5 separate regions of the Mus musculus genome follow, and all the other regions are linked to region 3. A link is a loop called in an ENCODE intact Hi-C map of the cell type or tissue named here. Cell type or tissue: left cerebral cortex. All regions are shown on one strand. Region 1 overlaps Dpp6 (dipeptidylpeptidase 6). Region 2 overlaps Dpp6 (dipeptidylpeptidase 6). Region 3 overlaps Dpp6 (dipeptidylpeptidase 6). Region 4 overlaps Dpp6 (dipeptidylpeptidase 6). Region 5 overlaps Dpp6 (dipeptidylpeptidase 6).

Evidence for each region. Hi-C counts contacts between places; a loop is a spot of excess contacts. Peaks named below come from ENCODE experiments on the same cell type or tissue, not always from the same donor. Only the 100,000 strongest peaks of a DNase experiment are listed, where the experiment ranks them.
Region 1: it touches region 3 in a loop (2.7-fold over the local background); 5 of 42 quality-filtered maps call a loop at or near these places.
Region 2: a loop joins it to region 3, with 2.6 times the contacts of the local background. A loop is called at or near these places in 5 of 42 quality-filtered maps.
Region 4: a loop joins it to region 3, with 2.4 times the contacts of the local background. A loop is called at or near these places in 5 of 42 quality-filtered maps.
Region 5: it touches region 3 in a loop (4-fold over the local background); 3 of 42 quality-filtered maps call a loop at or near these places.

Annotation. Positions count from the first base shown.
Region 1 is chr5:27,081,748-27,086,747 of GRCm38, forward strand. The region is part of intron 1 of Dpp6 (dipeptidylpeptidase 6); the gene reads left to right. Among named protein-coding and RNA genes, the nearest start is that of Dpp6, 35 kb to the left of the region's middle. In left cerebral cortex, a CTCF peak has its summit at 2,105 (motif pointing right); a DNase peak (open chromatin) is centred at 2,215.
Region 2 is chr5:27,414,427-27,419,426 of GRCm38, forward strand. The region is part of intron 3 of Dpp6 (dipeptidylpeptidase 6); the gene reads left to right. Among named protein-coding and RNA genes, the nearest start is that of Gm52769, 83 kb to the right of the region's middle. In left cerebral cortex, a CTCF peak has its summit at 2,347 (motif pointing left); DNase peaks (open chromatin) are centred at 311, 1,654, 2,325, 3,159 and 1 more place.
Region 3 is chr5:27,259,449-27,264,448 of GRCm38, forward strand. The region is part of intron 1 of Dpp6 (dipeptidylpeptidase 6); the gene reads left to right. Among named protein-coding and RNA genes, the nearest start is that of Dpp6, 210 kb to the left of the region's middle. In left cerebral cortex, a CTCF peak has its summit at 2,488; DNase peaks (open chromatin) are centred at 2,528, 3,422 and 4,330; H3K4me3 peaks cover 2,768 bases; H3K27ac peaks cover 2,134 bases.
Region 4 is chr5:27,072,467-27,077,466 of GRCm38, forward strand. All of the region lies in intron 1 of Dpp6 (dipeptidylpeptidase 6), which reads left to right. Among named protein-coding and RNA genes, the nearest start is that of Dpp6, 26 kb to the left of the region's middle. In left cerebral cortex, CTCF peaks have their summits at 2,737 (motif pointing right) and 3,746 (motif pointing right); DNase peaks (open chromatin) are centred at 2,746 and 3,762.
Region 5 is chr5:27,200,944-27,205,943 of GRCm38, forward strand. All of the region lies in intron 1 of Dpp6 (dipeptidylpeptidase 6), which reads left to right. Among named protein-coding and RNA genes, the nearest start is that of Dpp6, 150 kb to the left of the region's middle. In left cerebral cortex, a CTCF peak has its summit at 229; DNase peaks (open chromatin) are centred at 2,453 and 3,970; H3K27ac peaks cover 234 bases.

The DNA of each region.
Region 1 (5,000 bases), 180 kb before region 3:
AGCAAAGAGGGAAGAAGTAAAGGATGTTGTGTTAAATGAAAAGAGCCAGACACAGAAGGAAAAGGATCAAATGTCCTCTCTTTTGTGGAGATTAAGAAAGTGTTGACCTAAATATGAGTTAAGATGCTGTGCTGACTAGTTGTTTGTCAGCTTGAAATGCTCTAGGATCATTTAGGAGGAGGGAATGTCAACTGAGAAATTGCCTTCATCAGACTGGCCTTAAGATAAGCCTATGGGCCATTTTCTTGATTTATGGTGGTTATGGGCACATTCTGTGTAGTGTCATGCAAAGGCAGGTGGTCCCGGGTTGTATTTGAGAGCAATCTGAGCAAGTCTTGGGAAGAAAGCCAGAAAGCAGTGTTCCTTCATGGTTTCTGCTTCAGATGCTGCCACTAAGCTCCTCTGAGTTCCTACCCTGAATTCCCTCAATGACTGACTGTGAGCTGGACATGTAAGCTGTACAAATCCTTTCCTTCTCAGGTTGCTTCTGGTCATGGTGCTTACCATAGCAATAGAAAGCAAATTAATAGAGATAATGATTAATAGAGGCTGAAGGGGATGGGGCAGGGGATAAAAGAAGTCTGGATCTAATTAATTAATTAATATGTACAATTTACATGGTATGCTAATAAACTTATAAAATAAGGAAGTAACTCTCTTTGAGTGCATGCCTTGCACATGCTTGGGCTGTAGAACTCTGCAGAACACCCATCTGTCCTCTTTACACTGGCCTTCACTGTAGTGCTTTTGTCTGGGCAGGTTCAGTGTCCATTGGAGTTTAGATTTGTACCGGTGGGGTTCAGTCTCTGATGGATTTAACTGAGTTGGAGTGAAGGAGAATAAGTTGTGACTTTGGAGTGATGCCATGGGGGTGCTACTCCAAGTTACTCCAGTGAGAGAGTGTCAGGAAGTCACATAAATTTAGCAACAAAGAAATCCTGACATGCACTAGGCAGTATTCTAAGTTAAGAGTTTTAGAAGAAGGACTTCTGTATCCCAGACTGAACTCAACTTGCTATGTAGCTGAGGATGGTCTTGAACTCTTGATCTTCCTGCTTCCACTTCTGTTGACTTTTTATGACAGTGTTGGGAGACCAGATTATTGCAATTTTCCCAGGCTTGTCATTTGTGCTAAACCCTGAGTAGAAATTTTGGAGATGCTGTCTTAGATGGGAAGGGAATGGGGCAATGAGCAAAGGGCAAGGGGCAATGGGCAAGGGGCAAGAGGCAATGGGTCTTTCATCACTAGGTGCACAAAACCATGACACTTTTAAGTGAGCCTCAGCTAGGTTATCTGGGAGATATGGCTACCAAAAAAGATGACATAGTTAGTATTGTAGTGACCATCAGTTATGCTTGGAGTTTCATGTTTACTTCTGGAGAGGTCTTGGTCTGTGTCAACACACGAGCCATGCACTATCCCTGGGTATTTAAATTTTATACTGTTGAAAGTAAAGTTGGAATGCACTTCTCTGTGTTGTGGAAATGACACCAGCAGTACAGTTTCTGCCACACAGACAGGAGAACCTGAGTCCAGATCCAAAGAACCTGTAAAAAAAAACAGGTGTGAAGGCGAATGATTGTAAAGCCAGCCTTCAAGTGAGGGCTGGAAGGATAGGCAGATGTCTGAAGGTCATTGGCCAGACACCATAGCACAATCAGTGACTTTCAGTGAGGTACTCCATTTAAAAAAGTAATGGTGGGGAGCAATGGATAAAAGACACCAGAACTCCACCTTGGATCTCCACACATATGCACAAAAATGTGCATGTACACTACATGTGAACACACTACAAAGATACAACACCATATATAATCATAAAATACACACACACACACACACACACACACACCACACACACACACACACACACACACACACACACACACACACACGAGGAAATAGTGTTCCTCTGACACCAGCTATGCTTGAGTGTTTGAGGGTTGCCTCTAGTCCCCAAACAGAGGGCTTCCAGTGCCAATCCTCCTTTCTCTCCTGACCCCTGGACACAACTCCATACAGTGAGCATGCAGAGCAGTGACTAAGCTAAAAGCCACGGGAGGGAGCTATGGTTGAAAGGCAAGTGCTCTTCTCCGATGGCTCAGGGACTTTCTTGGATTTCTCAAGCATGACTTTGGAGAGCTCAGCTTGGACTAACTGAAGGGATGTGAAGAGTGGGCCTTGGCTCTCGAGAGCCAATGTTTCTGCCAGACTGTTTAAAAAGCAGAGTGTCTATCTCCAGGAATTGTGAATTTTCATTCCCTCAAGATGTTCAAACAGATTCCAATTCCCGTGGAGGCTGTGGAGTAGGCTCCTGCTTGGATAGATGCAGTGAGAGCTCACATGAAGAGTTTGGAGTTTAGAACAAGATACATTAGCTTCAAATTCCAGTTCCAGCACCTTTTAAGTACATAAATTTGCTTGACTCCAACCCTTCCAGCATCTCCTCCATAAGCAATTGTCTCATGATACTGTGCTAGGTACTAGAGCAGATAAAAACACCTGACCTCCATCAGTGTACATCAGCTTCCTGTGTTTCCAGCAGCATCACATGACCAGTTCACTCCCCAAACAAGTCCCACACACTCTAAAATCTATCCACCCCACCCAAAAAAGGGAAATGTAAGGAGGCAAGAGCCGCCTTCTCATAGAAAGAAACATTAGTGGTCTGTGGATTGTTTTCTAGGCTATAATTCTTTTTTTTTTCCTTCAGTTTTTAAAATCTATTTGGAACATTGAACATGATAGAAGTAGAAAGAAAATCTCTTATGAAGTCCTCTATGAAAAGAAATTGGGACAAATTCCTGATTAGATGGAAACCGTTCCATCTCCAAAGGAGAATACACACCCTAACTGTGGGCTTTGTAGAATGAATTGGGTAGTGTTCCTTCTGGTTCTGTTTTGTGGAATACTTTGAGGAGTATTGGTATTAGGTCTTCCTTGAAGGTCTGAGAGAATTGCACTAAACCCATCTGGTCCTGGGCTTTTTTTGGTTGGGAGACTTTAAATGATCACTTTTATTTCTTTAGGGGTTATAGAACTGTTTAGATGGTTTATCTGATGGTATTTGATATCTGTCTAGAAAGTTTTCCATTTCATCCAGATTTTCCAGTTTTGTTGAGTATAGGGTTTTGTGGTAGGATCTGCTGATTTTTTGAATTTCCTCAGTTTATGTTGTTATATCTCCCTTCTGATTTCTGATTTTGTTAATTTGGATACTGTCTCTGTGCCCTCTGGTTAGTCTGGCTAAGGGTTTATCAATCTTGTTGATTTTCTCAAAGAACCAGCTCCTGGTTTGGTTGATTCTTTGTATAGTTCTTTTTGTTTCTACTTGGTTGATTCAGCCTTGAGTTTGATTATTTCCTGACCTCTACTCCTCTTGGGTGTATTTGATTCTTTCTGTTCTTGAGCTTTCAGGTGTGCTGTTAAGCTGGTAGTGTATGCTCTCTCCAGTTTCTTTGTGGAGGCACTCAGAGCTATGAGTTTTCCTTTAGCACTGCTTTCATTGTGTCTCATACGTTTGGGTATGTTGTGCCTTCATTTTCATTAAATTCTAAAAAGCCTTTCATTTCTTTCTTTATTTCCTCCTTGACCAAGTTATTGAGTAGGGTGCTATTCAGCTTCCATGTATATGTGGGCTTTCTGTTGTTTTTGTTGCTATTGAAGACCAGCCTTATTTTGTGGTGATCTGATAAGATGCATGGAATTATTTCAATCTTGTTGTATTTGTTGGGGCCTGTTTTGTGAGAGATTTATATGGTCAATTTTGGATAAGGTACTATGAGGTGCTGAGAAGAAGGTATCTGGTTTTAGGATGAAATGTTCTATAGATACCTGTTAAATACATTTGGTACATAACTTCTGTTAGTTTCAGTATGTCTCTGTTAGTTGGCATTTCTATGATCTGTCCATTAATGAGAGTGGGGTGTTGAAGTCTCCCACTATAATTGTGAGAGGTGCAATGTGTACTTTGAGCTGTAGTAGAGTTGCTTTTATGAATGTGGGTACTCTTGCATTTGGAGCATAAAACTTCAGAATTGAGAGTTCTTCTTGGTATATTTTTCCTTTGATGAGTCTGAAATGTCCTTCCTTATCCTTTTTGATAACTTTTGTTTGAAAGTTGATTTTATTCTGACTACTCCCATTCTTGGAACCATTTCCTTGGAAAATTGTTTTCCAGCCCTTTACTCTGAAGTGGTGTCTGTCTTTAACACTGGGGTGCATTTCCTGTATGCAGCAAAATGCTGGATCCTGTTTATGTATCCAGTCTGTTAGTCTATGTCTTTTTATTGAGGCCATTGATGTTAAGAGATATTAAGGAGTAGTGATTGTTGCTACCTGTTATTTTTGATGTTATTTTTATGTTTGTGTGGCCATATTCTTTTGGGTTTGTTTAAAGACTACTTTCTTGCTTTTTCTAGGGTGTAGTTTCCCTCCTTGTGTTAATGTTTTCCATCTATTATCCTTTTTAGGGCTGGATTTGTGGAGATATATTGTTTAAATCTGGTTTTGTCATGGAATATCTTGTTTTCTCCATCTATGGTAATTGAGAGTTTTGCTGGGTATAGTAGTCTGGGCTGGCATTCATGTTCTCTTAGGGTCTGTATGACATTTGCCCAGGATCTTCTAGCTTTCACAGTCTCTGGTGAGAAGTCTGATGTAATTCTGATAGGTCTGCCTTTATATGTTACTTGACCTTTTTCCTTTACTGCTTTTAATGTTCTTTCTTTGTTTAATGCATTTGGTGTTTTGATTATTATGTGATGAGAGGAATTTCTTTTCTGGTCCAGTCTACTTGGAGTTCTGTAGGCTTCTTGTATGTTCATGGGAATCTAATCTTTAGATTAGAGAAGTTTTCTTCTATAATTTTGTTGAAGATATTTACAGGTCCTTTAAGTTGGGAATCTTTGCTCTCCTTTATACATTTTATCCTTAGGTTTGATCTTCTCACCATATCTTAGATTTACTGGGTGCTTTGGGTTAGGAGCTTTTTGCTTTT
Region 2 (5,000 bases), 150 kb after region 3:
TGATCCACACAATTGGTTTGGCTTAAGGCTAAAATATTCAAAGAGACTAGCAGAAACCAGACCTCAGTGAGGTCATCAGATATTGGACTCCATGTATAGGATGCTCCTCTGGGCATTGGGGCTCTGATGGTCTCTGATGGTCTCTAGGTGGTCCAACTTGCCTGCTGCTTTCTTTGGGCGATGAGGGTAGACAGTTGGTAAGAGCTATGTTGGGGTTTGGGTGTGAAACTTTCCCACTGGCAAGTGTTTGAACATTTGGTCTCTAGCTGTTTTTTGAAAGTGGTGAATCTTGCTGGTGGTGGAAGCGTGTCACTGAGAGCTAGCCTTGGGGTTTGCTAGCTCAATTCCACTTCCTGCCCACACTCTGCTTCTTGACTGTGGGTATAATGTGACCAGCTGCCTCAGCTCTTGCCTTCACGCCTTTCCCAACCATGGTGGTTGTAACTCCTCCAACTGTGAGCCAAGTAAACCCTTGCTCTCCTAGGATGCTTCTTATCAAGGATTTGGTCACAGTCAAGAAAAAAGCAGCAAATACAAGCTAGGGAAGAACATGTTGCCACAGACTGTTGTTCCCTAGTGGTTCTCTGAGGCGATCTCTGGGCAAATAAAATGTCTTAGGCAAGGCTTCAGGTAGGAATCTAAGACATACACATAAACAGCAGGTGGAGAAAAGAGACAGGAGAGCAGGTTTTCACTGGAGCTGTGCTTGCAGGCTTGGCTAATAAGCATTTGAAATCTACCTGCTGCAAGAGGGCAAATCCCCTCTCCATGGGCCTGATCATAGGAAGCCCAGGCCAGAACACATGCTCATAGTAGACACTTTACAAGGCATAGTCTCAGATTTTCAGACAAGATTCTCACAGGTATATATCTTCAATTTTAATGAGCTACCTATGATCCGTTAAGGATTTCAATCTCTCTCCCCCTCTCTCTCTCTGGAATAAACATTAGCAAACTTAATTTATTCTAGCAAAAATATAAACAAAAATGGGTCTCTAAAAAGCATTCCCTATAATCCTTTTTCTCAGACTCCAAGCTAGCAAATTTTCTGCCTAAAAGGGATAAATTAATTTTGGAAAAGTAAGATGAAGAAGCAATGAACAGGAAAGTTATAAAGATTCACTTATTGTGACTAACTTGACCCAAAGGGGTATCGGGAGCCCAGGGGTTTTGCTAACTGAGAACTGGCGTGTGGTGGCGGGTCCTGTGATTTGTAGCAACTTTCCCTGGAGGCAGCTTTAGCAGTACTGTCCCCTGAAGGCCAAGGAAGTTGTGCATGTGGGCACAGAGCCAGCAGAAAATGCAAGCTCCTGTATGCCCGTCTAAGGACAGGATCCTCTATTCCACTGTAAGCTTCACTATTTGAAGAGGCAAAGAGCCTGCTCAGACCTGGCCCATCACACATGCCTTGAGTGGATCTGAAGGGACTCAAAGCCCACTTCTTACCACTCACAAAGAAGCTCTGAGAGATTGGTAGAAGCTGTCCTTAATGTGGCTTTGAAGGACTGAGTGGCAAAGAAATTGCTGCACAATCATAGAGACCTGAGCTGGGTTCCCTGGTACCCACATAAAAGCTGATCATGCTGGAATATGTCCAAAACCCTATTGCTGGGAAGGTAGAGACAGAACACTTGCTGGCCAGCCAGTCTGGCCATACTAGTGAGCTCAAGGAACAAAACCAAGGTAGAAAAGAACGCTTGACTGTGACCGTGACCTTTGACCTCTACAGGTATTTACACACATACATGCAGATCCACATGCTCACATGTATGGGATGACTGCACATATGACATATATGAATGGAAACACACAGAACAGGTATTACTTTGAAATGAAAAGAATGAGCATCTGGGGGTGGGGAGTTGTGGTTCAGCTTCTGGTAGGTGCAAAGAACACAGTTAAAAATGTTAATCTCCCTGGAATTTTGTACTAGAAATTACAAAATAGAATCTAGTCTCCTAGTTTGATATTCGTTAAAGGGCAGTTTGTCCCCCATTGATTTTTAAGCCTTATGTCTCAATTCTTTTCTACAGAAAAGCTTCTCACTAAGATTCACATAGAGAGGGGTTAGAGAGATGGCTTAACAGTTAAGCGCACAGCTGCTCTTCTCAAGGACCTGGGTTCGACTCCTACCTCACATCTATCATGACTCCTGTCCTAGGAAAGCAGACTCCCTCCTGATGTGCCGGTGTCCGTGGGGAAGACGGGGTTTTAGACCCAATGTGCTTCACTTAAGAACAAATAATAAAATATCATTTTGGCTGAATTTTATCTGCTTCCCAAGTCCCCTTGTTCAGTCTCTCAGTACCCTTTTAGGCCCAGAGCATTTTATGAACTAATGCCCTCTAGTGGCTAAGGATGCACTTAGCAAGGGCAACATTTTAGTCTGGCTGGAGAATTGACTGTAAGGTCAGCACTTAAAAGCTCTATGGCCTCACTGAAGATGTTTGTGTTGTATGTGTTGGGCAAATAGTCATGAAGAGAGATACTATCCAGCTTGTCAACGGGGCATGTAATTTCTTGATCACTGGCTTATTAATTCACTTATTAATATATAACGTTGCCCTGGGTATAAGTTTAGCTGCCTGTCATTTATAATAATGTTAATGATGTGACATACTATCATTTGCACAAGAACTCTGCCTTCTGCCAAAGCTGAAGGCTCTGATAATTATCTTTTGAGATGCAGTTAGGTGTGATGGAGGAGTGCAGGAAAGGTTAAGTCAGGTGACCCACAGACAGGACCTAATTTTGCAGGGAAAAAAAAAATCACACTTGTCTCACTTTTTTTTTTTTTTTTTTTTTGTCCCACAGATCATTACAGCCCCAAAGCTCAGGATCATATTTCTCAAAATGTGAATTAAACAATCCCTCTCAAATTAGCCCTCCTTAACTAAAAATAAGGAATCAGGTGGGTTTGATAGTTTAAAGGACAGAAGGAGAGTGAATGGACAGAAGGCTTCCCCCTACTCTGCTCACGTTGCTGTGGAACCCATTAAAATGAGATCATTTGCAGCTTGAAGTTTGCTGTTTTAAATCCTCCATATGTGTTGCAGAGCCCACAGGTTGGTCCGTGCAGTCAAAGTGAGAGAATGCAAAAGCAAGTTCTTTATGTGGTTAAAAACAGGCATTGAGAACAGTCCCAGATTGCCATCAGAGAACTAGGACTGTCAGGCATGGCACTCGTCACTATGTCAGTGCAAGCTGACTCTCGTGCTCACATCGCCATCTGCCCTGACATGGACGCCCAGGGCTGGAAGGCACTCTCACTACCTTCACGGTCCTCTCACTCAGTCTTTGCAGGATAGATCTGTGACCTCCCATACAAGTAAATGTTTCTTTTTAGAATTGATGTATATCACAGAAAAGCCATGGAGAGCACAGCGCTCCCTTATGCCAGCGCCCAGCTTCTCTGATGTTGCCTTCTGCATCAGCATGATGCACTTACCACAGTTAACAAATGGGACTAACTAAAATGTAATCTTTTTTCACATTTCCTTAACCTTTAGCTATTATGTTCCAACACACACACACACACACACACACAGACACAGACACACACAGACACACACACACACACACACACACACACACACACACAGACACAGACACACACAGACACACAGACACACACACACACACACAGACACAGACACACACAGACACACACACACACACACACACACACACACACACACAGACACAGACACACACAGACACACACACACACACACACACACACAGACACAGACACACACAGACACACACACACACACACACACACACACACAGACACAGACACACACAGACACACACACACACACACACACACACACACACACACACACACACACAGGAATCCCATCCACAGTATCCAGATGCCTTTAATCCCCATGTCTCCCTAAGGTCTTCTTTCTGTGATATCTTCTCAGACATTCTTAATATTATATATTATCCAGGTTGATTGCCTCTCTTAAACCCCCATTGCATTGTTGAAATAAGTCTCACTTAGCTATGGTATATAATTGTCTTTAGGTTCTTGGGCTTGGTGTATTGTTATGGAAGCATTGTGGCTACATTCCTAAGCAGATAACTGTCTGCAGTTTTCCTTTGATCTGGTATTTCTTGCTGGAACAGGCTTTATAAAATATTCTTAGTTTGTACTTGGAAGTATGTTAGTTTATTTGAAGGCTTAGCTGGCTGGCTACACCACTGTTGGTTGATAGTCTTCCCATAGTGTTCTGGGTCCCATCCCACTGCCCTAGGAACACCACAGCTAATGATTCAGAATCTGCTGCTAACCCTATTGACACTTCAGTAAACAAGATGGGTCACCTTCCCCTCACTGCCAACAGAATTCACACTTTGTCTTTTGACAGTTTGCTCACAAGATTTCTAGGTGTCTTGGTTTGGGTTTCATTGCTGCAAAGAATTGGTTTTTCCTTTTTAAGGTATTTTTTAGTAAGGTCTTATTACTTCAGCTATTGCCACCACTTCAGTAATTCCTGTGTTAAACAATTGTCACTGGTTATTTCCAAGGACTTCCCCAAGGAAAAGGCCATTTGCAGTGAGCCTGGGCTGAGTCAGCTCACAGAACAATCATACTCCAAGCTTAGGTTGGAGTCAAATCACTGCAGACAACCAGCTAGAGGGCATCTGAGGAGCCCCACGCATGCTCCCTTTCCCCCTCCAGCAGCTTGTAGGCTACCATCTTCATAGCCCCACTGCTGTAAGGATGCACTGCTGTAAGGATGCAAGCCTTCTAAGGAGTTAGAAGAAGCAGATGGAAAAAAAAAAAAACAGCTTAAAATGCCCAATGCTCTCCCATGACTGAAGATAGGTCTCTCTTTCTCTCTCTCTCTCTCTCTCTCTCTCTCTCTCCTCTGTGTGTGTGTGTGTGTGTGTGTGTGTGTGTGTGTGTGTGTGTGTGTGAATGTTCCTCAGATTGTTATACAAAGATCACTGTACGATTGCTGAGGTTTTGGAAAGTCACCTTGACA
Region 3 (5,000 bases):
CCTACAAGGGGGTTGTGATTAATTGAAAAATATCAGCAACATATAGCCCATTTCATCTTGCTGTAGCAAAAACACTCCTGGGATCTACCCCACTAATAGGTTTTTAACTGTGTGGCATGGCATTGTGGACTCCAGGCTCAGTGCTATACCGCAGATATTAGAATGTATTCATCTTGCAAAAGTGAGTCATTATGTCTGCTCATTAGCAAGCCCCTCGCCCCTCTCCTCAAGCACTGTGGGTTTCTCTGAGAATATTTTTGAGAACTCCCAGGGATGTAAGATTTACCCTGAATTTGCATAGCTTCACCTGCAGTGTCTCATAAGGCAGAAATCCCTGCTTTTTCACCCATAAGACAGTCAAGGTCAAGTGTACAACGAATCTGGTATCTGGGGAACCAGCACCAGAGAGAAACCCACAGAGTTCTACCACCACCAATTCTCACTTTTCCACATAATGACTCCTGAGAACTGATCTGATGGATGAGGGAATTGAGGAACCTGGGGGCATGGCCTGTCCAGCAGCAGAAAATTCCGTTGAGATGTTGTCTATCATCTTTCAAATGTCAGCAGATTGTATATGATGACCGTCTTCAACTTAGATGCACCAGACTCTCTTGAGCTCTTCACTGAGAAGTGGGAAGAGCCTGAAGGAGTTTCCTATATGCCCATGGTGCGGAACTCAGCACCCCTGGGGATCACTTCCCATTGGACTGTGGTCCCTAAGGACAATGGCTAGCTCTCTGCTATGCTGTTGTTCTTGTCTGTGGATAGCAGCTCACAGCCTCAGAGGGGACCAATGAATTCTTCCTGAGATAATACAGATGGTATGACTCAGGACTTAACCTGTTCCAGACAGCTTAGGTTAAAGAGGAAACTCTAGTTGACAGGCTGTGTTGAGACTGCAGTTTGAGGCAGGGGCTGCTGATTTTGTTGATTGACTAAGATCCTAAGGGGTTGAGGTGTTTCCAGGGTGCAGGCCAAGATGGTCCACTTCATGATACTCTTTCCAGAGGCTTCATCTGTCTTGCTGCTGAGCTCTAAGGATAAGTGTGCCACGGTGACGTCCAGAACCAGGGATGCAACTAGGGTGTGGCAGGGACCCTCCACACTCACAGAGGCCAGTGGTTATACGACTAGAGTCTCGCCTTAGAGGTTTGGCACCAGCCTTTCAGCAACACTGAATCACTTAGAATCTAAGCATCTTGGTTAACAGGGCTCTGATGTTGAATAACATAGGTGTTTATACATTTTCTTAAGTCATAGCCAGCACTGGAAGGTAGCTAACTCAATGCAAACAAACCAAAGCAGACTTCTCAGTGGCAAGCCACGGTGTTTTCTCTTGTCCTTTTGGCCAAAGCAGTATAAGTAAGCCATTGGGTGCCCTGTAAAAACATATTGGAATCAGAACCAAACACTCAGAGCAGCAAAGTCTGGGCTGTGGGAGAGCAGGCAGACCTCTGCTAGAATTTGAGTTTGCCTGTCAATTGATCAATTGTTGGTCTTGTAAAATGACTGGGCTCTGGACTTCCAGAAGGGGCTGGATTCCAGGACAGTGTCTCTGCAACTCCTGCTTAGTGGAATCTTAACTACAAAATCAGATCAATGCTACCCAGGCCCCAGGACACAATTCCTAATGTAATTAGTGGCTATTAGTGACATTATCAGGTAGCCAAGTTCTTTCCAGTAAATGGCTACCTGTAACCAGGGCTGTGAGACTGGAAAGAGAAGCAGACATGAGGGGCTGAGGAGATGTTCACAGAGGAAGAACACAAAGCAGAGCCGTGGCTGAGGGGAAGGCCTCTGGCATTGCCTAACTTGAAGGCTCTCTGCTGGGTCAGGATTCATCCCCACCTGAAACCCCTTGGTTAACCCTGCTTTCCTAAGAGTTTCGGTGCAGCATTCATCCAGCTATGTCTAGTAGAAGCAGGAAGCAAGAGTTCAGGTTGGTAGAAGCCCCTACTAGGTCCAACATGGAGGCCTAGGCCTTAGGAATTTCTGGGGCACTGTATGCTGTCTGGCTTTCTCTTGAGGGTCAGATGCAGCAGGGAGCCTGTGACCTCTAAGGGCACCACACAGGTTGCACTCTTCTTCATTCCGGTTGATTTTCAGTTGATATAGATTTATCCACTCTAAAGGCGAAACCGAAGTTTTCTGACTTGTAAAGAAAGACCAAGGCAAACCAGAAGGGAGGTCTGTCTCTCTAATCACCCCTAACCACCTGCATTTTGTAGCCAGGGATAGTGGAAAAGACTGCATCCTTCTTGATCCCCCTGACCAGGTGGGAGCCATAGGACTAGTACTGCTGCAGGCAACTAGCTCAGCAATGGGGGCGCCCGGTGACCTGGATTCATGAAGGTTTCCTGGTGGATACAGTGACAAGGCTGCTGGTGCTTCGGCGAGCTTGTAGCGTCCACAGGCCTCAACCCTTCCGCGGCCCCCGCCCCAGCCCCAGCCAGGCAGAGCACAGCCGGAGCATGCGCCTTTGCGCGGCAGCGGACAGGAGGCGGTGGGGAAGCAGCACGCATCACTCGGGCCCCTGCCTGCACTCAGCCGCCAGTTGCCGGTTGCTAAGCAGTTATTGTTTCTGTGGCGATTGCAGAGGCTGTGGCTAATTGGAGAAGCCCCACTGAGCATCAGCGTCTTCTTCTGCCGAGCCTGTCTTTGCTCTTTGCATTTAAAGAGCAAACTAGGCTGCTCTACCCAGCTCCCTCCCCCCACCGCCCCCCAAAAACCTGGTGATTTTGGAAGTATGGACTAGAATCGCTTTCCTCCTCACCCTACCATTCTGATCCTGGTGCCTCCAAAGTCTCAGTCAAACCCCTTCTGTCTCTGGGGTGGCGAGTGCCCGGACAGACCATGACCACAGCCAAGGAGCCCAGCGCCTCAGGAAAATCTGTACAGCAGCAGGATCAGGTAAGGCTGCTGGTGTGTGTGTGTGTGTGAGTGTGTGTGTGTGTGTGTGTGTGTGTGTGTGTGTCAGAGAGAGAGGGGAGGGAGGGAGGGAAGAAGAGAGAGAGGGAGAGAGAGAGAGGAGAGAGAGAGAGAAAGAGAGAGAGAGACTATTCAGTGTCTGTTTGTAGCTCTAACCCCCAGGGTGGTGTGTTGGGTTAGGCCACCCTGCCCCACCCCCTCTATTTTAAAGGCTACCCAGGCTTTATCAATAACTGAGAAGGAAGGTGGACTTGCCCAAGCAGCTGTGGACAAAGGCCTCTCTCTCTCTTTGGAGCTGCCTCATTTAACCCGTGTTAGTTGTGAATATTCCCAACTACTTTGTAATTGGGGAGAAAGGACATCGCAAACATACATAGATCAGGCTGACTGAGACCCTGCAAAGGGACTTCTTCACTGTGTCTCTAAGACAGATCAGAAGCAAGCATGCCCGGTAAAGGATCTCCCTTCCAGTGCCTACTTTCCCTGCCCTCTTCCCCAGAGTGTCTGTGGAGGCAGGGACAGGCTGTGTTCCTGAGGGCAAAGAGAGCACACTACCCAGAATAATGAGGATGTGCAAGGAGGCAGGTGAGCCTGACTGAGGGTGGCAGATCTCACAGGGCAATGAGGATGCTTGGAGTCAGTCCTACAGGAAGAAGAGCTGTCCCTGCCCCAAGAGACTTCCCTCTGGCTTGCTTGGAGAATGGATGTCTGAGTATGGTGGGTGTTGTAGCTCTCTTACTGGAGGGTCTGAAGGTTGTCTGTGCCATGGTGCTCTCTTCAACTCAGGAGTTCTCTAAGCAGACCCCGGGAGGCTCTACTGGTTGGCTGGTGCTGGCTGGTGCTGGCTCAGTTAATTCACAGCGAATGCGGTTTCCCTTTTGGGTCTAGGTTGTTCTTAGGTCACTTATGCCAGCATTCAGGCAAAGAAAGGAAGCCCTTCTAGAACTCATAGAGAGCCTTTGGGGACACTGTCATAAACTATTTGGAGACAACTTTGAATCTGTTTATTGAGACTCTTTGTGGGTCATCTCCCTCAAACTTAGGGAGATTTTCTATGTTTTTTTGTTTGTTTGTTGTTTTCTAAGGAGATCATATTATCTCATCATGTGGAAATCTCACATACATTTTTGTTACTCTTGTGGAGGAGATTCTGCAAAACTAGACATCTAAAAAGTCTTATTCAGTGTATTTGGGCAAGGGTTATAACAGGTCCACAGCAGGCAAAGCAAGCTCTCCTCCTCCTCGTAAAGATCCTATGCAATGTCTGCTCCATAAAAACGCATTTCTACCTCAGATTAGCATCTCATAACCCAGTCTCCTCTCATTGTCGTGCTAGCTATGGCATCAACGCTTGTAAGGCTTTTCTGGGCAGAGGTCATGAGTCTGAGACTGCTTTCTGACATTCTCAATTTTAAGCAGGGATCAGGTGCCCAGGGTACAGCCTACTTATGCAAAAGAACTTTCCTTCAGTCTGTATGACTTTCTCCTTCTTTACCGGATCTTAGCATGCACAGGAATGTCAGTGGTTGGAGAGCGTCATGCATGGTGCACAAGCACTTGGTGTGATTTTTGAACCTTTAGCCTCCCGTTCTTGAATCAGCTGACTTTGTGGATATAGGTGTCAGCTGGGGTACAAAGGCAGTCTCAACTCTGGAGGCCACTTTTCCTTGAGTTGCAACTAGTAGGGCCTTTCTTTCATTTCCTAGCAGCGTGTTGGTGACTCTAAGAATGTCCCAGAGCTGAGCCCATCAAGTCGATAGAGTGGTCTAGGAGTGATGAGAGAAAGGCAAAACTGGTGGACACCAAAGTCTCACATTTAAAAATTAGGGATGGATTCACATACATGCTCTCATGCAACACATGTGCTTTAAAAGTGTGTTGACAATAATCTTAACTGGCCTAACACACACACATACACACACACACACACACACACACACACACACACACACACACATGCACACAAAGAGCAGTAAATAAGACAAAATGTGCCTTATTCCTTCATTATATGCAATTTTCTCTAAGTTCCATGTAGCAGAGTACGGTGGCTCATACCTGTGGTCACAGCA
Region 4 (5,000 bases), 190 kb before region 3:
CTGAGGAGTTAGCATGCAACTGGAAAACACAAGGTGAAGACACAGCAGAAGGAAAGGAGACATGCTTCCGAGTCCTCAGTGCTCTCCTGGCAGGGGTGGGGTCACATAGAAGTGAAGATGCCACTAAATGTCTCATGACTGATGCATAGAAAGAACACCCCTGACCACTAGATGTCTGTGAGGACTTAGGAAGTCAGGTCAGTGGGTACTGCCCTTAAGGCTATTAATAAAAAGTTATTCTATAAAAATTGTGAGATAGAAATAAAGTTTCATCTTCCTGGTAGTTACACAGTGCAGGTATACACACAGACATGCACACACACATATTACACACACCACACATATACAACCATACCACACACACACACACTCACTCACTCACTCACTCACTCACACACACCCACACACACCATACACACATATACACACACCACACACACACACATATACCCCCCACACACATACACATATACCCATGCATCCAAACAAATGCACACACACACATATACACACACTCTCTCTCTCTCACACACACACACACAACGTGCACACATATACACACACCACACACACATACACATATACTCATGCATCCAGACAAATGCACACATACACACCTCTCCTTTTAAGAAATAGGAAAAAAGCAAAAAACAAAAACAAAAACAAAAAAAAAACCAAACAAACCAACAAACCAAAACCCAGGCAATGTTGAAGATTCGGCTCTCCCAGCAGTTTCAGGTGACCATCCCTGCTGTGGACAGTGAGCAGCAGGACTTTGGGGCTGGAGGATGTGTGCACACACATAGGTGTTGTAAGTCAGAGCCCAGGATCCACAGTGCAAGCTACTTCCAAAGTAAGAAGTTCTTGCCACCTGCTCCGTTTTCTTCTTTACAACTCGAAACAAGAACAGGGTTGCTTCTCAGAAGCAGTTGTGATGTAGCTATCATGTTATAAAATTCCTGTTTACTCACTGGAGAAGTTCTGAAAATGTTAGGCTGTATTCTGGGACAGCAGCGTTACATACTGATATCCAGGTGCTTCCATACGGTAGTCACACACTTGGATTTCCACCCAGCTTCTGCAAATATGTCTCCAGGGGACTTCCTTCCTCACTGGCATAGGTAATCAATGTGCTTATCCAAAAGGCTAAAAGGCAATAGACAAACCCAGTGTCATCAATAAAATCCCTTTTGAAAAAAGGCATACTTCAGGGCTGAAGAGATGGCTCAGCAGTTAGGAGCACCGACTGCACTTTCAGAGTCCTAAGTTCAGTTCCCAGCAACCACAATGATGGTGCCGCACAATGGCATCTGATTGCATCTTCTGATGTTCATGAACACACACACACACACACACACACACACACACACACACACACACACAAAGTAATAAATAAAATAAATCTTTTAAAAAGGTGGGCATTCCCCCCTTGAGCCCTTAGTTAAAACAGTATACAAAACTTCCCAGCACATGGTTTTTGTTGCATCTTTTTGTTAATTGAAGGCATGGGAGATTGCAGACTACATTCACATAATTTCTATCAGGTAAGTTATCCATGGGGAGGCTTAACATGGATGAATGAATCATGTTTTAAAAGGGAAGTATATTATTAAGTCACTCATTCATTGAGCCCTCCTTTCTGTGTTATGGAACTTGGGATGCCCAAGTGTCACATGCACACACACTTGTATTGCCTGACAAGAACCAGAGTATAGGACAAGACTCACATATGTATGTCATTGTATTAGATGGCTTTACCCTGGAAGGCTGAACAAACATCTCACACAGGGCTTACCTCAGCTTTCAGTGATAAACAGGGCACTTGTATTGGTTGCATCATTTTAAAGATGGGGACGCTGGGAGTGAAAGCTAAGGAAGTGCCCTGCCACTGATTTGATTTGCCTGCCTACTGGCTGCACTTCTGACCCTTCTATCTGAGAAAGGAAAAAGAGAGACCAAAGGTCTCTTGGCCTTCTGTCTGCTGACCACTGCGACCCCTGGCCTTTCTTTGTCCCCCAATGATTTTATTTTATTTACATGTGGATGCACGCAGAAGCCAGAAGAGGGTATTTGATCCCAGGAGCTGGAGTTACAGGTGGTTTGAACCATCTATTGTGGATGCTGGACACTAAACTCAGGTCCTCTGAAAGAGCATCGAGTGCTCCTAATTTCTGAGTCCTTTAGCCCTGTGGAGTTTTCCTTCGTTCTCCAGCTGTAGCTGTTCAGTCTTTACCAACTGAGATCTGCCCAGATTCACTTTATGGAAATGTGCGAACCTAGAATAAGTTGCAAGGAATTACACGATGAGCCCATGGCACCCACTGCCTGCTGGGTGGTGAGCAAGATGGGCAGGCCATTCCCACCATCATCTAATTTCCTCCCTGTGGAAACGTTCTTCTGTGCTTCCTTGGATCTGGTGGTACACCTGTGTTATACTGAGCATGCTCATAAGCTCAGCTCTCGCATCTCTTCAAGCAAGTAGCAAGGAAGAGGGTCCTCCCTTGTCAATCAAAACCAGATTACTAGGAAACAGGGAAGGTTTCTTCCCTTTTCTCCAACTCAACTTTTTCTGAGCATGGGAAGAGTCAAGTTGACAAAATTAGTCTAAAATCCCAATCATTAAAAACAGCATTCTTAAACAAACAAAGCATTATGCACCCCCTTGACAGCTTCCATTTGTCTGCCTGATCTGGCTGGCGTGGGAAGAGCAGGAGTGTGTGATTTGTGAGTCTTGCCAGCAGAGGGCAGAGTTTACTGCTGAGACCCTGGTTTTTAGGGTTGTGCAGAATCGCAGCAAGACTGGGACAAGCAGAAGCTCGTCGAAAAACAACTCCTGTGTCAGCGGAGATGTTCATCACACTGGGGAGAAGCTGCAGCAGCCCCCCTTTACACAGCAAGGCATCCCTGTCTGGCCCTATCTGATTCTGTCCATAACCTCCGGGGTCTCTATGGAACTCTTCTGCAGCTGCTCAATGGTATCTGATTACATCACCACAAACAGACTTTGTGCAGAGGCCTGTGATCCTGCCCACGTTCATAGCATGCCCTGAGCCGTGTTGCTCCCATAGGGGACCCTCACAAGTGACACCCAGCACTCTTTTCCTGAATGGTGAAAGGGCTCTGGGCATCTCCCAGCCTTAGGACATCCATGCATGGCTGAATTGGGTTGTTACTTTGGAGTTACTCTAGCAGTAGGGTTTGCAGTGGTCTTCAAGCGGATGATTCTCCCCCAGCATGAGGGATCTTCATCTACAAGTGTAGGATTTGTCTTTGGGTATGGGTAAGGTTTTCTAAACACTGGTGAGTCCGCTGTGAATCTAATAGTAGGAGCCTGTGCTATATACAGCACAGGTGCAAGCGTCCTGAGGTGCTTGTCTGAGCACCACAAGGCAAGGAGCTGCAGTGCCTGGCCTTCATATTCATGGTCTGATCAGAGTCCCCTGTAGCTATCCTGATCTGCAACAGCTGAAATGGGGCTGCCTGCTTGCACAGGGCAACCACGGGGTCAAGTACAGTGGTGTTTTGCATGATTTTTACTGTGTGGGGTGTGCACTGTTGCATGTTTTAATTATGTAGCTAGGGTAAGGCTAGAAATGTAACAGACCAAGACTGAGCAAGGCAATGGAGAACAAATGGCTTCTGCCAATAGGGCATCAATCACAAGGTGAGGCCCTGGTAACTTTTTACATTATTGTTTTAATTTTTATTTCATATGCATGAATGTTTTGCCTGCATGTCTGATACCCGTGAAAGCCAGAAGAGGGCATCAGATCCCCTGGAACTGGAGTTACAAACTATTGTGAGCTTCCTTCCATGTGAGTGTGGAACTTGAACCTGGGTTCTTGAGAAAAGCATCCAGTGTTCTTGACTGCTGAGCCATCTCTCCAGTCCTGTGGCCTTGGTAATTGTGATCTGTACTCTGCACTGGGTGAAGAAAGAGTACTCAGCCTAATGAATGGACAGACAGACATACAGCTTACATAGCTCCTACTACAGTATGATTTTAACGATTTCCAAGTATAGACTCCTGTAGCTGTCATTCCTGTCTGTGAGGTGATATTTATAGCACCTATCTCAAGCTTCAGGGAACATAGGGAAAGACAGGCTAGGTCTCTGAAAATGCCAACTTGTACCTGGAAATTAGCATAAGACTGAAGAGTTTTCACAAATCAGTGGGAACAGCATTTATCCACCTGTGTGAAGAGCAGAAAATCAGCTTCCTTTATCTGACTCTAGGAACTAAAGACTAATGTTTTTAAATTATCAGGAGGAAATAGAAACTATTTCTGTAGAATAAGGCTATGACAGAACACCCTAATTATGACACAAAATGTTCACAACAGACAGGAAAAATGGATTACTTTTTTGCCTGGCAGAAGACAGATGAGAAATCTCTAAATTTTAGGAAGCCCTTGTTCTGAAGGCCCAAATCTTATGGCCTTTGATCTGGTGCCCTTGGTATCCAGAGTTTCTGTGTCCTGGATCTGATGGCCCTGAATTTGGTGGCCTTTGTGTCTAGTGGCCTTGAATCTGGTGGCTCTGGTATTTAGAAGCCCTGATATCTATTGGTGCTGGGTCCTAAGGTTCTAGACCTGGTGGCCCTGATGTCTGCTGTCCCCTCTGTGGCTGGCAGTGCCAGACAGCTGGTTTTATTCCAGCCAACCTGCAGGGGCTAAGGATACCTGGAGCCTCACAGGGCAGGCTCTTCACTCCTCCAAATGGCCAGCATCCCTGAGTCCTGCCCTAAATGCCAGCAGAGCCTCTCCCTGTGACCTTTGGAAAATTCTCCCCTCTTTAAAATACTTCTGAGGAGGAGGTGGGAGATACAATTGAGAGATGTAGCGATTAGACCCTTCCTCCCCAAAGTCCCACTGCAGAGGCACCTCCCTGGTTCAGGCTTTGGGCAGTGGATGCTTTCACTTTGCTTACTTCAGGCATCAGACATTCAACCATGACTGTGCCCTGAGCAGGTCCTGTGTATCACTTCTGCATACCTTAGC
Region 5 (5,000 bases), 59 kb before region 3:
TCACTGAGAAGGAAACTGGTGTGAGAGGGAATCTAGAGAGAGAGAGGTCTGCCAGATGGAAACTGGAGAGCCCTGGAAGAGCTGGAAAGCATCCTTTGAGAAACAGAGAGAGTGGCATTTCTGATGATTTTGGGAGTAGAAGAGGTGGTTAGATGGGAGGGAGGGACTTCTGGAAGCATCCTTTGCCTTGCTGATCCAGTGATAACAACATAGCATCTTCAGTCTCAGCCTCTAGGGGCAGCACACCAGCAGCCTGTGCTTCATGTCTAGTCAGATAAGCAATGGCCTTTCTGCTATGAGCATGGCTGTGTTCACCCACAGTTCACACAGAGACTCCTGGCCTGCCTTAGAGATGTCACCTGCCCAGGTCACATCGTTTTTGTACATATGGGCCCCAGTCCATCTGACATCTGTTCTAGTACAAAGAAGGATTCATTCAGATTCACAGCTAGACAAAGCATGGCAGCGCTTTGTGCAGATGGAGACGAGCTCTATAACTTTCTCTCTGATTTCTCCACTCCAACCTACTTTTACCAGAGCAAATTTAACATGGCCCCAATGTAAGTATGAAAAATATGTATACAAATGGAAGTTAATCCTAAATGTATTAGCTTTAAAAAATTCTTTAGAATGTAATTTTTAACTTTGTGTGCTATACTAGTTAATGTTCTGGTTGCTGTGACAAAAACAACTGGATGAAAGAGAGTTTATTTGGGTTCATGATTCAAAGATACAGTCCATCATGGTGGGAAGGCGAGGAGGTAGGGGTGTGGGGCAGCTGCTCACATCACATCCTTAGGCAGGAGGCAGGGGTGTGAAGCAGCTGCTCACATCACATCCTGAGGCAGGAGGTAGGGGTGTGGGGCAGCTGCTCACATCACATCCTGAGGCAGGAGACAGAAGGATGCATTCTTAACTTCTACTCACTCTTTTTTTTTTAATTTAATTGTATTCCACAGCCCATGGGATGGTGATGCACATCTTCAGGGTAGTTATTCTTCCTCAGTTAAGTCTCTCTGGAAACGCCTTCATAGACACACCCAAGTGTCTGTTGACCCATTGCACATACTAATGAGATGTGCTTCTTTTAACAACAACAAAAAAAAAAAATACAACCTGGCTAAAAACTTGATGCTTCAGGACATAGGGCATTTTCGACACTTCTTAGAGTTAATCGATATTTTGATTGTATAATCATTAATGCTCAAAACACTGCTTTGAGTAAGTACACAGTACAAAATGGCAGAGATAAGTTTAGGGCTATTTTAGAAATGGTTGGAAAGTCTATCCTAATCCCAAACCAAAACTTCTTTTAGTGTTTTTATATGAAACTCAAGTCAGCAAATGAAACAGCAGTTTTTACAATCAACACACCACCACAAGATAACTAAATGAGGTGCTGTGTCTGGAGCTGCATACTGAGGGAGATGGTGGTGAATGCTGAAAGTTGTTGCTTTCTGGAAGTAAACCTCTGCTTCTAGAAGAGTGGAAAACCATGTGTAGGCACTAAAAGGCCTGCAGCTCAGAACACAGTCTCTTAACTCCAAGAGCATTCCCAAGGAGAGATGGTGTACACAGCATGGGTGCATGTTGTGTGCTCAGAATCAAGGCTGAAGTGATGCCATGTCTGCAGCACTGAGAAATGCTTCTAGAAAGAGCTTGGTTTCACTGCATGCTTGATTCTCCACTAACTTTTGTTTGTGAAGCAGAAACCTGTCTGTGTTACCCAGTTTTTCATGAATCTCTTTTTAGTTATATTACAACTGGGATAGCAATGCACACTTTAGGAAGCTTCGGTTTAGATAATGCATCTGCTATAAACCAAGAGGTTCCAAATGACCTTCACTGACTGCCAACAGCAGAAAGAGGCCTGGGACCATCCTCCCTGGTCTCAGAAGGAACCAGCCCTGATGTCACCTTTAGACTTCTAGTCCCTGGACTATGAGGAGAGTTTCCTGCTGAGGTCATCCTCTGGTGAGGTGTGCTACAGTGGTGAGGAAACCATACATTAGAGAAGCATCCAGCAATGCAAAGCAGAACATTTCCTATACAATAGGCATCGTGGCCAGGAATGCATAGAGAAAGGAAAGAGGTAGGTCTGACATACTGTGGAAATTTTTCTTGGAAGAATGAAGATGGCTTCTCAGGATATGGGAGGTTGAACTAGGAAGAAAGAAGAGAGAATGGGGTTGTTTCTAAACCCTTCACTGTCCAGTCAGCCCTTCACAGTGGGGTGACAGAGTGTAGGGGTACCCAATTAGAAGCTGAAAAGACTGCCACACCCATGGTCCTTTTCATGGTAGACTTCAACATAGACAGCAGCAGAAAGAAGGTGACAGGTGGGGAGCCAGACTGTTTGGTGGTGTGGCTCTGTGACTTTGCCATGGCCAGATGGAACAGCCTGGTTTGACAACCTGTGTGTGGCATGTGATGTTGGGAATCAGGGAGTGTTCCTGTTTCCATGACAATGAGATGCTGTGCCTCTGTACTAAGAGTTCCACAGAAAGATATAGGAATAATCAGTGACCTTTAGCATATCTCTATTTTTAGTTTCCTAGACACTTGTCCCCAAAGCTGCATTTCTCTTCCTGGATCACGAAGCCCAGATGGTTCTCAGTGCGTTTGCTTGAGGCATCTATTTCTGGATCTCCAGCCACACCATTAGCTGGGGACTTTGTCTGTAATCCCTTACCTGGGCACACCCTGGATTCACATCCTATCCTCTACCCCCAGACAGACTGTCTGGAGATCTAGCCTGTTGGAAAGGGACAGCAGGGGTCTGGGTCATTCTTTTCATTTAATAGGTGATAAAGTTACAAGAGACAGGTAATAGGGTCATTCACAATGACTGATCTACGCATAGAGATGCCAGTAATGTGGGATCACACATCACCTAGGGCTTCTAATTCCTAATCTATCTCTTATGTGCGAAATGGGAAGTTTGAGCTCCCCAGAGTCTTGACTGGTAATCCAGACATGCCTAGGCTGTAGTTCTGTCTCCCCAAGGCCTCAGGTGAGCTGGCCTCACAATGACCCACAGGAAGACAGTGTGACCTGCTCTTACAGGCCCAGGGCCCAGTTCCCCAAGGCTGATTCCCAAGACCCTTTTAGAAACAGGCCGGCCTCAGTGCTGCCCTTTACCTTTCTGAAAACCTCTGCCGTGGGGGCAAGAAGGTCAGCCACTAGTGGGTCCTACACATTGGGCTTCTGATGTCCTGGAAAATGCTCTAGATTTGATTTGTATGCCATAGAACTCAGGCATCTGAAGTATTCAATTCAGAGTTTAAAAGTAGACTCACGTGGTGCACCAACCATTACCACAATCAATTCTAGGACTTACACAAGAAAGAGGTTGGGGCAGTAAGTGGTCACTCTCCTGCCCCTGTCCCAGAAGCTGGCCATCACCCATCTTCCTCTATGAATTTGGTGACTACTGGGCATTGCAGAGGTGGACCCATTCAAAGGGTCCCTCTCTTGCTTGCTGTCTTCAAGAAACATTCTGTTTCTACAGTATGAATGAGAATATTTTCCCCTTTATTGTCAAGTTAGCATACATTCAGAGAATACCTTTCCACATAGGCTACCTACCTGCTCCTCTGTATCTTGGACAGTCATTCACTCTCTGTGCTGAGTGAAATGTCACCTTTCAGTTCTCTTCAGCTGGAACTACAGGCAGTGGGTGTGGGCTCCCCTGACACCCACGTTGTCAGGTTCAGTTCGATTGTCAGGGTAGTTCAGTTTCAAGGATTCCTGGGTTCCTTTTTAGTATTTTCCTGCAATCACAAAAAACTCAGTGGCCTAATAGATGTGCAGGCTACTAGGAACATAAGAAAAATAATAATGGAGCGCCCAGCCAAGTTTGCTTGCTCAGTGCCTATGAGTTCTCTCCTAGATCCCTCTTCTTCCAAACCCACGAGCTCTGGAATCTCTCTTCCTGTGGAGCTTAAAATGACAAAAGAGGATTTTAAAATATCACTGCTGAGGGGGGTGGGTGTCAGTATAAAGCTTGGCATGAATCAAATCCAAGGCCGCTGACAGCCTTTCAGATGGTGTGCAGCAGGCAGAGTGCAAGAGCTTTCTTCTTTTCTGCCTGCCACCTTTAAGCCTGCCCTACAAGTGGCTGTCTCTGACTCCAGGCCTGAGAATTGTTCAGAACACCTAGAGGGCTTTCTTTGTGTCTGGTTAGCGTGGCTGTACAGGTCAGCACAAGGAAAGCGGTGGGGGAGTGAGCAGTGACAGGAGAAGCAGACTCTGAGATACAGGTCGTTCATTTTAACCCAAAGCGCTCATTTCACCCAGGACAGGATTAAAAGGACTCAAGGCACCCATGGAGTCCACCAGACTGAGTTAATGGGCACAGCCTCAGCCAGGTGCCTGCTTTCATGAGCTCACCCTGTTTATTGTCTAGCCTCCTGCCATGTTCTGGTCTGAGCCCCTCAACCCCAACATTCTTGTCATCAAACTCTCCTCTTCCCCCTTTCTCTTCTGCTTCTTTTCCCTTTCTTCCCTTCCCCCTCTCCTCTCCTCTCCTCTCCTCTCCTCTCCTCTCCTCTACTCTCCCATTCCCTTCTTCCCCTCTGTTTTCTCTCCTTGCTTCTTCTCTCCTTAAGATGACATCAATGTCATCCTAGCCCAGTCAATCATTCTAAAATCTGTTTTTCTCCTGAATATTCAGGCACTCTGTCCTTATTTAAAAAAAAATCATTATAGGGTATGGAAACAGTACCTCGTTGTGCACTAAATTGCGGGTGGGGAGGGGGAGGTTGGGAGCATGGAAGAGTCTCATCTAGAACGGCCCAGCCTATAGGTCCACATGGCATCAGAGGCATGTTTTCAGGCAATAGGAGAGCAGAAGGGGATGTCTGATTTCCAGCCTGCCTGACTCTCATATGTGAGAAGATCTAGAACACTCTACACTGACTTTCCCTCATCAGAAGGAAAGCTCTGGATCCCACGAGGACTTTGCAGGTGTCTGCGGCATCTTCCTGTTCCCTGAGAGA